Regions from separate parts of the Mus musculus genome. Here region 1 is linked to region 2. Evidence: chromatin contacts called from ENCODE Hi-C or POLR2A ChIA-PET data. All regions are on one chromosome and are shown on one strand. Each heading gives the region's core, a stretch centred on a gene start or an enhancer-like site at or near the end of the contact. The rest is flanking DNA. Distances are from core to core; before and after follow the strand shown.

The links. Hi-C counts contacts between places; a loop is a spot of excess contacts on that map. ChIA-PET counts read pairs that join two places held with the same protein, here RNA polymerase II (POLR2A).
Region 1: a loop to region 2 is called in a map of left cerebral cortex, with 2.7 times the contacts of the local background. The contact joins the enhancer-like site here to the promoter of 3830408C21Rik in region 2. A Hi-C loop is called at or near these places in 1 of 37 maps with a recorded cell type or tissue (left cerebral cortex). POLR2A ChIA-PET finds 5 or more read pairs at or near these places in 1 of 5 experiments (embryonic stem cell).

Annotation. Positions count from the first base shown.
Region 1 is chr13:107,070,709-107,076,998 of GRCm38, reverse strand. All of the region lies in intron 1 of Gm31452 (a long non-coding RNA gene), which reads right to left. Among named protein-coding and RNA genes, the nearest start is that of Gm31452, 10 kb to the right of the region's middle. Within about 2 kb of position 3,361, at least 3 of the 3 ENCODE cell types and tissues checked have a DNase peak (open chromatin) inside an H3K27ac peak, as active enhancers do; they include left cerebral cortex, where a contact is called at or near this core.
Region 2 is chr13:107,020,294-107,026,575 of GRCm38, reverse strand. It overlaps 3830408C21Rik (RIKEN cDNA 3830408C21 gene), which reads right to left and starts at 4,006. Exons shown (of 4, transcript NR_015471.1): 1 at 2,594-4,006; 2 at 121-177. Kif2a (kinesin family member 2A) reads left to right here and starts at 4,221. Exons shown (of 21, transcript NM_001374727.1): 1 at 4,221-4,564. The coding sequence starts at 4,501.

The sequences.
Region 1 (6,290 bases), core at 2,112-4,611, 51 kb before region 2:
CAGCAATTAAGAGTACTTGCTGCTCTTGCAGAGAATGTAGGTTTAGTTTCTGGCACCCAACCAGAAGCTCACAAGAGTCTATAACTCCAGGATCCAACACCCCAACACCCTCTTCTAGTCCCTGTGGCACTACACTTACATGGGACATGGACAGACATGCAGGCAAAACATCCACATGCATAAAATTAAAACAAATAAATCAGAAGAAGAAAAAGAAGAAGAAGAAGAAGAAGAAGAAGAAGAAGAAGGAGGAGGAGGAGGAGGAGGAGAAGGAGAAGGAAAAGGAGGAGAAGGAGAAGGAAAAGGAGGAGAAGGAGGAGAAGGAGGAGGAGAAGGAGAAGAAGAAGAAGAAGAAGAAGAAGAAGAAGAAGGAGGAGGAGGAGGAGGAGGAGGAGGAGGAGGAGGAGGAAGAAGAAGAAGAAGAGGAAGAAGAAGAAGAAGAAGAAGAAGAAGAAGAAGAAGAAGAAGAAGAAGAAGAAGAAGAAGAAGAAGGAGGAGGAGGAGGAGGAGGAGAAGGAGAAGAAGGAGAAGAAGAAGAAGAAGAAGAAGAAGAAGAAGAAGAAGAAGAAGAAGAAGAAGAAGAAGAAGAAGAAGAAGAAGGAGAAGAAGGAGAAGAAGGAGAAGAAGGAGAAGAAGGAGAAGAAGGAGAAGAAGGAGAAGAAGGAGAAGGAGAAGAAGGAGAAGAAGGAGAAGAAGGAGAAGAAGGAGAAGAAGGAGAAGAAGGAGAAGAAGGAGAAGAAGAAGGAGAAGAAGAAGGAGAAGAAGAAGGAGAAGAAGGAGAAGAAGGAGAAGAAGCCAGGAGGCACAAGGATGTTTCAGACTGGCACCTGTATTCTTGTTCATGCTCTTTCCCAAAAGAACCCAGCCTCTCCCATACTCAGAGAAGTTGCACAAAGTTCAATCCTATTCTATACTTTCCCCCTTCTATAATCCTTCAAACTGTCCCAGCCAATAGCAACCTGTTTACTTCCAAATTCACTTAGCACCTTGACTCTGTACCACCACTGCATACGACCCGGCACCTCTCTCATATGCGTGCTCAGCTGTTTCGCAGCCTTAGGTTAGGGGTTTACTTTCTTATGGATAATGAATGTAATCCCTAAGTTGCATCCAAGTCTGGCTTTATTCCTATCCAATGGTGATTTGCATGTATATCATATAGCCCACACGCCTGGGTACCTCAGCCTATTCGGAAAGCTTTTCTGAGCTTCCCCTCCAGATCGCGATGATTTTTTGGCCAGGATTCTTTTGCCGCCATATTTGAATTTTGGTTCAGCCAACAGTAAACAAACAGGAGGTAAGTAGGTAGGGAGACAGCGGTTGGGAGCATGACCAGTTCTGCAGTGATCAAGACCTTCTGAGACCGTGGCATCTCCAGTGCGTCCCGTTCTAGGGCTTTATCTCTCTACTGGGCTCCACTAATGTTATTACTTCTTTTCCCTTTTCAGGCTTTGTATCCCAACATCCTTTCTGATGCCCTTGTCTGAACCCACACATCTGTAAAATGTCCCTTCCTTAGAGTCTCCTCAGAATCCCTTAGAGACACCTCAGAATCCCAGTAGACTGAGGCCTCTCTTGTTGTCATCCTGATAGACATGGGTGTTTTCAGTTTCATTGGAATAAGACTAGAGCAACCCTGTCAACTAAAATTATTCAAACTAAGACATTTCTGAGAGTAAAAAAGTGACCGATGCCTGGTTAAACCATCACAGCAGGCATTAAAAAACAAGAACTGTCCTGGGTGATCTAGAAGGAGTGGATATCCAAGCTAAGCGAGACACATAAGAAGTTAATTGTTATAATGAAGAGACAAAAAAAAAAAATGTCTCAAAGAGATAATATTACAAGACAGGTCTAGATAAGAGCCAAAGGGTGGAGTCAGCTTTCAGGGCCTCGCCATTCCAAGAAAAGAGCTCATTTCTCTGGGGAGAAGACATCTGAGATCACTGAGCTGCTCAAAACTTCTTTTCCAGCTTAGATGAAGTCACGCTGCCCTCCTGCCCTTGGCCTATTTTGTGCATTTTCTATCATTCCTGGTCCAACCTTCTCCTCCACTCCTCACATCTGAGCATGAACTTTTTACCCTGTCTTCCTATCACCTAACTCTAGCTTCTACAGAAAAATCAAATTAAGCTAAATCTCAATCAATCAACTACCCTTTCCAAAGATATCTAGCACACTCTTGTTGGGGTTAGCTTGGGTGCTGCTACATATTCAAATGCTAAATTCTGTACCCCCAAGATCTGCTTGCCCCAAGACTACTCCCAGTACACCAGGTTTTGTTGTGTAAACCTTGCCCCCTAATTTAAAACTATTGGTTAAATAAAGATGACTATAGTCAGTGACTGGAGGGAAGAGAGGTAGGTGGGTTTTCAGTTACCGGGCTGGGGTCACAGGTAGGGACAACTAAGAGGAGGAGAAAGGAAAAAGAGGAGAGTGAATGAGGGGAAAGATGTAGAGAATACGAAGTCTCCATTAGACGTGGGGGACCAGCAGCACAGGACATAGTGAAATGACCCCCCCCCCCCGCCCTCCAGCCCCGGACAGACTGCTCGAACAGAAATAACTTGGAAGATTCAAACAGCAAGTTCTTGGGGAGCATGGCTGGGAAAGTAGACAATCTAGCAAATAGGAAATTAGACTAGGAGTATTTATTTAGCTTTTGCACAATTTCCTCAGTAATTGTGCAAAAGCTAAATAAATAAATCATAGCCTGGTTGCATAAACTTGGAAGCAAGGTGGGGACAGGTATAATTCATTTAATTTACACACTCCTAATTTATCATTATGGCTATCATTATAGATATCTGGCCTCCTTCCCTGACTTTTTTTTTTTTTTTTCCCTAACAAGACAATTCCTTGCTATGTGGTCTGAGGCTGGCCTTGAACTCACTATGTAACTCAACATGGCCTCAGACTCTCAGCAGTCACCCTGCCTTGTTTTCTCATGTTCTGGGATTACAGACCTGAGCCACCACCCCTAGCTCTCTGTCTGATTCTTTGTACCTTGTTTTAGCTTTGTTTTACAAAGTTCTCTAGGAGGTGATTTTTAAGTTTTACTTGCAAACTCAGACATCAGCATTACCAATAACATAAAGACTAACAAGGAATCTAGAAACCAATGTTTGCTTTGCCTCTTAAAGGGGTGGACAATACCACAGTACTCTAAAGCAGGCGTGTCCGACCTTTTGACACTGAAACATGACATTACCTCCTACAAGGCTCATACTCGTGTACAAGAACAAATGCCAAAAAATACCTCTCGCGTTTAAAGGACATTTATGACTTTGTGTCAGGCTTCACGTACGGTTCTCCTTGGTGACATGTGCCCCGCGGGGGACACATTCTTTAGGGCAGTAAGCCTACCATTCCCAGCAAAGTGAACCCAGACTCATTGCTCTCATTTCCACCTGACTCAAAGCTACTTAGTGGGGGACTGTTTCTAATCCTCCCGTTGCTACTAGGAGCAGGTTGCTATGAGCTCAGTGTGTGATTCCAGGCCTGCTAAATCACCGCTTTGTTCAGGCATTTCATACTCATGGGAATAGTTCACGGAAAAACAAAAAAACGCCCACACCCCAACCCAGGAGCAGACAGCGCTGTACACAGGGGCGGTCAGAGCTGCTGCTCCCTCCTTCTCAAGCCAGGATTAGATCAACAGAGTTTGGGGCTGAAAGGTTCCCTGTTACGAAAGTCAAAAGGAACCCTGCAAGGACAGCCGATTAGGAGAGGGAGGCAGGGACAAGATAAAAAAGCAGGGCAGACAGACAAATCGGACGCAGGAAAATGGTTCAAATTGAAGCAGGCAGGTGGGAGCAAACAGGGAAGGACTGTAAGTGATGCCGGTCACGTGGGCAGCCTCTTCTGCCACGCTGGCAAGCCATTAAAATCTGCAAGGAGCAATGCATCCAGGACGATTTTAGCAGGGTGCCTGTCATAGGCACAAGAAAGGGAAAGCTGCACAGCGGCTTAGAGACCAGAAAAATGAGAAAATGACCTAAGAGGTTTTACAAATCTATTCACATTCTTAAAAGGTACTTTCGGGCTACTGCCTACCTATCACCGGGGAGTATCTCCAGCTGCAGCCCTGATGGATGGGGGAAGCTGTCTCTCTAGTACTAGGAACGTCCAGAGTTCTGTAGGAGGGAAGGGAGTCCTGGAAACTCCCCGATGAGAATAATCTGGATCCATATGGGGTGTAACATTCTATCAGCTTGTGAATTTTAAAAACTATCCTAAGGCCCAAAACTAATCCTTCCATTATGGGCCGCTGCCTGCTGTGCTTCGCATGCATTATGTGAAATGGATTATAGCTAGTTTTTCAAAGTCAGCAGATTGTTATTCACCCATATGTTGACAATCAGTTTGCTGGGCTCTCTTTGGCTTTCCTAACAGGGACCCTTCAACCCCCAACTCTGCTTCCTAATCCTGGCTTGAGAAGGAGGAGAGCCCTGGCCGCCCCTGTGTACAGCGCTGTCTGCTCCTGGGTTGGGGTGTGGGCGTTTTGTTTTCGTGAACTATTCTTATGAGTATGAAATGCCTGTGGCTATTCTGTCAGGGCCTCCATGGAGAGCAAACATTCTCCTCACTCAAAAGTCCCCACCAGCAACACCATTACCTTTTCCATTTACAAACTGCATCAGATACTTTTTATTACAAATAAAATGTTATAGTATCTATAATTTAAATATCATTACTTTTATAGGATCTATAATTTATCTAGCTATAGAAACTTATATCTAAAATGATAGATTATGTGAAGTATATTACAGATTTCCAATTGTGTAATTTACATAAATTATGTGTTACATATAACAAATACTATATATCATAAAATCATAAGAAACTAATTTTATAATATATATAATCTTCATATAATTTATGATACATATAACTTTTAAAAATTAAATAGCCTCTGAACTTTTGACAGGTTTTACTCTTAGCTTTTTAACTATTCTTTATTTTGTTGGGAGAGTTTGAGCACACTACAGTACAAGTGGGAGAGTCCAGTCTCTCTTTCCATCATGCGGGTTCCAGATACTGAACTCAGGTTGCTAATCTTAATGGCAAGAACCTTTGCCCACGGAGCCATCTCACCACACCATATATAATTTTTAAAGTAAAAGCCAAGAGATATTAATATATCTGTATGTAACTAGTACTATTGATTTTTTTTTATCTAAAAGGTTCTTACATAGCATTTATATGGAAAGATGTACATGCACATTTTAGAAACCTATTGAAATAGTTCACTAAAAAGTAATGGCACAGGGCTGGAGAGATGGATCAGCGATTAAGACTGACTGCTCTTCTGGAGTTCAAATTCCAGTACCCACATGGTGGCTCACAACCATCTGTAATGGGATCTGATGCCCTCTTCTGGTATGTCTGAAGACAGTGACAGTGTACTCATATAAATACAATAAACAAATCTTTAAAACAAACAAACAAACAAAAAAAGTTAAAAAAAAAAAAGTACTGGCACTCTGACCAAAGAAACAGGTAGGCTAACTGCAGAACTTCCCCTATCCCCACCCCTCTCCCAGTCCTTCCCTACCTCAGCAGCAGACCACCTGCCAAAGCCTCATTTCCTCACCCTCACACCATCTCCAGAAGATTACAAAGATCTTCCCCTCCTAACCTCCCTCACCCACAACTCCAGCAGGTTCTTCCTGGGAACCACAGGTCATTCCTGCCTGGGAAGCAGGTAGGCCACCTACGGATCTTTGCCTCACCCTCTGTTTCCCCAAGTCCAACCTTCTAGTCCCATCCCCAACTCTGTAGCAGCCTTCTGCTGTAGCCTCCCTTCCTCTCTGCCACCTCTAATGGATCCCACAGAGCTATGCTTCCTAACCTCCTTCCACCAATTACTTTACCCCAGCCCCAAAATCCAGCAGGCACCCCCTTGGAACCCATAGGACACTCTGACGAGGAAAGCAAGCAGGCTAACTGCAGCCCTTCGTCTTTCCCTCAACCTCTCATTCTCATTCCTAGCTCGGTTGCAGACTGCTATGGCCTCTCCTCACTCTCTGCTTTGGATCCCAAGGCACTACACAGATCCTCGTGGAACATCCTGCTTTCCTCACCCATGTGAACCCCACCACCACCACCACCACACTCACACACCACAGCCCATGCCCATACCTAAATGTCACCTCCCAATACCCAGAAATGCATTTTACCTAGAACCACAAGGGATCACACCCATTAGGACCCAAGAACAATTTCCTACCAGGCAACACGCAGCCACCACAGTCTCCTAAAAATACAAGGAAACAAAAACCAAGGAA
Region 2 (6,282 bases), core at 2,757-5,256:
AAATACCATATGAAAGATTTGGTGGGGGACATCAAAATAAGTCAACCACAGTGGCACATAGATGCAACAAGAGCAGGTAGGAAAATGAGACAGGAATTAGGAATTCCAAGTTGTCCTTACCTCCATAGTGAGGATAGTTTGGGCTACCGAAGATCTCATCTCAAAAAGCCGGCAAATCTAGGGGATGAACAAAATGTAAACAATACAAAACCAAAGAGTGAAAACGGAAAAACAAAAATGTATCAATTTCTTTATGGTGGTGGTGGTGGTGGGGTTGTTGGATAAAAGCCCAATGTTGATACATTTCCACTTTGTTTTATAATAAACTATTTTTAATGATATTAGATAAATATGATGAGTATCATACAAAACACCCAAGCAAGTTTACTTCCTTATTTACTAGAAACTAACACAAATGAAGTCAAGCAAAAAACCTCAGAATTCTAACAGAAAACTGAATCCGAAATGCTTTAAGTACATTTATACTACTTAATGTTAACAGCATGTTACTTTGTGAAAGGATATTTGAAACTGTTTCTAGTTAGGGTGTGGCTCAGCCCTTTGCACACATTTTTAATCCCTCTGGCTGGAATACAGACATGCCCTTAGTATTCACCTTTAATCTCAGACAATGAAGGGAAAGTTCGTTGGGAGAAGGAAGCATCCGAGTTTGTAAGTGATGTCTCATTGAGAGGACAGAAAAATGATGAGTCAGAGAAAGATCTGACACAATAAGATCTGCCCAACTCTCATGAGAAGAGAGAGGAAAAGGAAGCCACTTGAGGGAGAGACCGAGAGCACAGGAGGAGGGGAGTGTGGTACAGGAACACAGTAGTTTGTGGAGAACAAGACAGAATTGAGAGGGAGAACAGAGCAGCACAAAAAGAGAATTGGAAAGAAGAGGGCAGTTTTCCTAGGACAGTTTTACAGAGACAGGTTGAAGAGAGAACAAGCTAGACACAGGTGAAGATAGAATGAGCCAGAGAATGAGAAGGAGCCAGAAGATTGCCAAAGATAGTTCAAGACCAAGCAGAGCAAAAAGCCAGACATGCAGAGAAGCCAGATTGAATCAGTGAGCTTGAGAGGAGTTTGAGACAAAACAGCCGGCCAGAGATCAGAAAGAAAAAGGAAGGGTGAGCTTAGTCGCTTAGTCGGCACAAAGTCTCAGGGGCTGAAAACACGCTAGGTCTAGATTAGATTGTAAGGAGGCTAGAAGCTCCTGGGACAAGGCACAGGTTAGCAGTCGGAAGCAGTAAGCCTCCGAGATGACAATTATTACAAGAGAGTAAAAGTTACTTTTATATTACTTTATGCGACCTATGTTCCATTGGCATTTCAGAACTTTAAACATGGAGGACAAATGACCATAATGCTATGGTTTGAATATGACACAGGCCCCATGGGGCTTTGGCACACACGGTCTTCATCCAGCTGGATGGTACTGTTTCGGTAGACTATGGAAACCTTTGGAACATGGGGCTTAGCTGGTAGATATTGACCAATGGACAAAACTTGAGGCTATATCTCAGCCCAGGGACCAGTCCCATTCTCTGCTCCCTGATCTTCCAACAGGTGAGGTACCTCTGTCACACACTCCCACTGACATGTCTTCCGCACCACAATGGACTGTATCCTTTGAATTCTGGGCAAAACTAAACTTCTCTCCCCTTAAGTTGGTTCTGTCCAGGATTATTCCATGCAATAAGAATTTGTGTGTGTGTGTGTGTGTGTGAGAGAGAGAGAGAGAGAAAGAGAGAGAGAGACAGACAGACAGACAGAGAAAGAGACAGAGACAGAGACAGAGACAGAGAGAGGAGGAGGTGATGAGGAAGGGTTGGAGAGAGGCCCAGTTGTGGGAAGCCACATGTGCCGTTGCAGAGTGGCACTGACTACTGCTGGCCACCACGCATAAGTTTGGACAAACAACCAATGTGTACATATGCAGTAAAGTTTTTTGCAAAGACACTGCCTGGCCCGGGCATGATAATGAGGTTCTGTAAGGTACTGAGAGTATAACCAATCAGATGTGAGACATGCAAATGAGGTATGATAATGAGGTTCTGTAAGGTACTGAGAGAGTAACCAATCAGATGTGAGACATGCAAATGAGGTATGATAATGAGGCTCTGTGAGGTACAGAGAGAGAGAGTAGCCAATCAGATAAGGAACATGCAAATGAGGCGTAGTGCATAACCAATCCGGGTGTGAGACACGCCTCTCCTAGGCCTATAAAAGCAGCACCAGTTCTGGGCTCGGGGTCTCTTCGCCTCTACAATCAAGCTCTCCCAATAAACTTGTGCAGAAGGATCCTGTTGCAGCGTCGTTCTTCCTGGCCAGTCGAGCGCGCGCAAGACCCAGCGATTAAGAGCATTAATCACTGGCTGCTCTTCTAGAGGTCCTGAGTTCAATTCCAGCAACCATGTGGTGACTCACAATCTCCTATAATGGGATCTACTATCCTCTTCTAGTGTGTCTGAAGACAGCTACAGTGTACTCATATAAATATTAACAAATAAATCTTTGAAAAAAAAGAAAAGTTCCTATGTATACATAGTTATAGATCAAACATGTCTATTTACAAAGTGATACTTACCACTTTGCAAGAATCCCTAGGCAGAAGAGTCATCTAGGCTGGAGTGGGTGGAGCAGGTTTTACAAAGACAGTAGGCTTTCAGGGCTAGCAGTTTAGCTCACTTGGTAGAACACTTGCTTGTTGGTGTTGTAGTTGCCTCTCTTTCTGGGATAAAGCACCATGACCAAGACAACCGACAAAACAAAAGTGTTTCACTGTGCTTATGGTTTCCTAGGTTTGAAGTCCATGATGGTGGAACAAAGGCATGCTGGCCTCAACACCTGAGCGCTCACCTCTTGATGCACAAGTAAGAGGTCTAGAAAGCTAACTCTAAATGGTGTCTTTTGAAACCTCAGCGCCTGATCCTAGTGAAACCCTTTCTCTAATAAGGGCACATTTCCTAATCCTTCCCAAACAGTTCCAACAATGGGGACAAAGTATTCAAGCACATGAACCATTCTCATCCACAATGCTCTCATCACGTACAAAGTCCTGGATTCTATCCCCAGTACCACATAAACTAGAAGTGATGGCTCACACCAGTAAGGCATTCAAGATTATCCTCACTACATAGCATGGTTAAGGCCAGCTTAGGTCAAATGACACCCTATCTAAAAAAAAAAAAAAAAAAAAGTAAATAACAAGTGAAAAATGTAGGGAGGTGAGAGGAAGATTTAAATAATCAGGGGGAAGGAGAAGAGATCATATTATCCTAGATCATGGGGGAAGATGAAGAAACCAAGATGCAGGAATGGGCAGGCAGGGAGTAACTGAGGAGAGTAGTAAGTCATTCTACAAAGAATTTACGACAAAGCTGGTGGAGGTTACACTTCAGTTTACACGCTTGTCTACCTGGCCCCCTCTGCTTGGCACTCTCCATGTTGCTGTAGTCAGCTCAGCCACATGACTGCAGAAGAGGCTCATTATTCAACGTTCTTCAAGTCTCTGCTCTGATTTTGAGTCATAGCTGCTGGAGTTAGAGACTAGGGCAAGTAAGCCTTGAGCTCTACTGAAGCAATAGGATAGCAGGACAGGCCCGCTGGTAGCCCAGGAGGGCTTCGCTTTGAATTGCAATGAGCTGGGAAGTAAAGGGCAAGGGGAGGTCTTCGTTCCTACTCAGGGTGGACGACACCCTTTCGACCCTCCATAATTGATGGGAAGCCTGAACCAGGCATGCCCCGGCCTTAATAAGGTTCCTCAAGGACCGGCTGCCCCGGAGTGGCATGCGATCTGACAGCCACAGAAATGCACTGAGCCAGTTCTTTAATCGGTCAGTGCCCCTCAGTCCCGCGCCCCGAAAGCCTCGATCCCACTCGGCCCTCAACCCGTTCCTGCGGCAGCGTGCACGCGGAGCGGGAGCTCTGGAAGGACGTCGCGAGTCGTTTCCCGCGCCTCGTAGGCCGCCGCGTGCGGAATCAAACCCGGCGCGGGTTCGTACCCGGCCGGGCCGCGCGCGCTCCCGTTCCCGTTCCCGTTCCCGCGGACGGCTCAGCCCCGCCCGCCGCCAGGCCGCAGCCGAGCTGGGCGGGGCCGCCTGCAGCCCGAGCGCGCGGGCGCACGGCAGGAAGCCGCGGGCCGCCGGGTGTGCGCAGGCGCGCGGCGCCCCGCCTCTCCAGCGTCCGTAGGGGCGGGCGGCGCGAGCCCTCCCACTCTTCCCCCGCGCCGCCTCACGGCTGCGGCCCTCGCTTCACCCGGACGCCCGGCGTGCGCGCCCGCCCGCCCGCCCGCCCGTCCGCCCGCCCGTCCGCCCGTCCGCCCGCAGGCCCGGGGCTTCAGCCCGCTCGTCCGCCGCCGCTCTCGCCGCGGCCCCGCTCGCGTCCACGCTGCCTCCCGGACCGGCGCGGACGCGGGCCACCGCTGCCCCTCCCGCCGCCACCCCGCCCCCTCCCCGCCTGTTTCGCCCGCCTGCCGCCGCTCCGGATGAGGTGATGGCAACGGCCAACTTCGGCAAGATCCAGATCGGGATTTACGTGGAGATCAAGCGCAGCGATGGTGAGCCGCGCCTCTGGCCGCGTCGGGCCGGCTGCCCCTTTGATTGCTCTACGGGTTGTGGGGGCGGGAAGGCGGCGGCCCGGCGCTTTTGTGTGCGGCGTTGTGCGGGTGAGGCGGGCGTGGGGTCCGCCCGGGCGCCGCTGCAGTGCGGGGCCCCGGCCGCAGGGCGGGAGCCGCTCCCGGGTTCGCGGTCCTCTCCCCCCAGGGGACTCCGTTAGGGTTGCCCGTGCCTCGCGCTGCCTCTACTCTGCCTTTTACCGGTCTCTGCCTCGGTGGCGTGGAAAGGGTGGTAGCGTGAAGATCGGGGATGTCGGCACCGAGAGACCCGACTGGCAGCCAGAGGCCATTGGGGAGCCATCCGGTTGTTGTTAAGTGCTATCCGGTTGTCAGGCCTCTTTGCCTGTTCTCCCCCAAGCATGCTGCTTTCTTCTGCTGATCCAAGTGCAGAGAAGGCTGCACTCGGCCATGAAAAGGGGTGGGGGAGTAACGGGAAAGAAATACTCGGTACGCTTCACCAAGGTGATGCTACTGAAAGGGAAGGAGAGGATGGAGAGAGGATGGACGCAGTCCACGGGAGACACTCCTGAGAGGGTGGGCGACCGGATGTTGATATTTTCACACCCTGGGGAGGTAACTGAGAGAAGTGTAAGGCGAGGGGAAGAGACATGTTTAATTCATTTAAAAAAAAAGACCCATAGGCTGCTTATGGATGTTGCTGTAGGTTCCTCGTAGGGGGGAAATATTTTTATCACTTCTAAGTGTAAAGTGAAAATCATCCATATTGTAAATGAAATAACTGAGTAGAAGGGGATGAATGAAATGCTAGTGTTAGGAATTGATTCTTGACTGCATCTCACTTGTACCCAATTCCTTTTACTTAATTGTGGCCTATTCACCATCCTTTACCGCAATTAATAAGGGCATGGCCAAAACACCCATTTCTTGGTTTCTACCAAATTTGATCAAGTCACATCAGTATACATGAGTAGATTGGTTTTCCTGTTATTTATGATGTGTTGGAAGTGGTTAGTGATTTTTTTTTTCTCTCCCTCTTTGCAGCTGAAGTAATTTGGTAACTGGAAGGATTATTTTGTGTATTATATATTTTTGAGAAAATACATTATAACTTGTAGAGCTTTAGAAGTTACCAAACGGAAAAGGGATACTTTCTTTACTTGGATTGGAGTTTGCTTTATCAATTCTCTGAAGATGACTTTCTTGCAATCATTATGCTGTCTAATGCCATTTTATTTTTTGGTGAATGTAGGTTGGCAGTATGTTAACAAATATAGGACTTACATGTTAATTCAAAACTTGAAGTATAATAAACTGTATATTCTTTACAGTCTTAAAGATCTTAACTAAAATCATTACAAAATAGCTCTATAGTCAAGTGATTTTATCTGAGATGCCATTTTTTTAATTATGCATTGAAGTAATTTTGGTTCTTTGGTGATTCTAGGATATAGGTTTATAATATTCTTTCAGTCTTTAATTTCAGCCTATAGCAGAAATTGTGATACACAAAAGCTTTGTATTTTCAAAAGTATTTTCCTCAGGAAGTAAGTGTGTACATTGTGTATTGTCCTAACTGATAGTGTAAATGCTTATACATCATGTAAATACTTACATAATGCCAGGGAGCCAAAGTAGGTAACTTTGTAAAAACAACATTTAGAATTTCTTAGTTTGGGAGACCTTATGATCTCGGGCTGGCC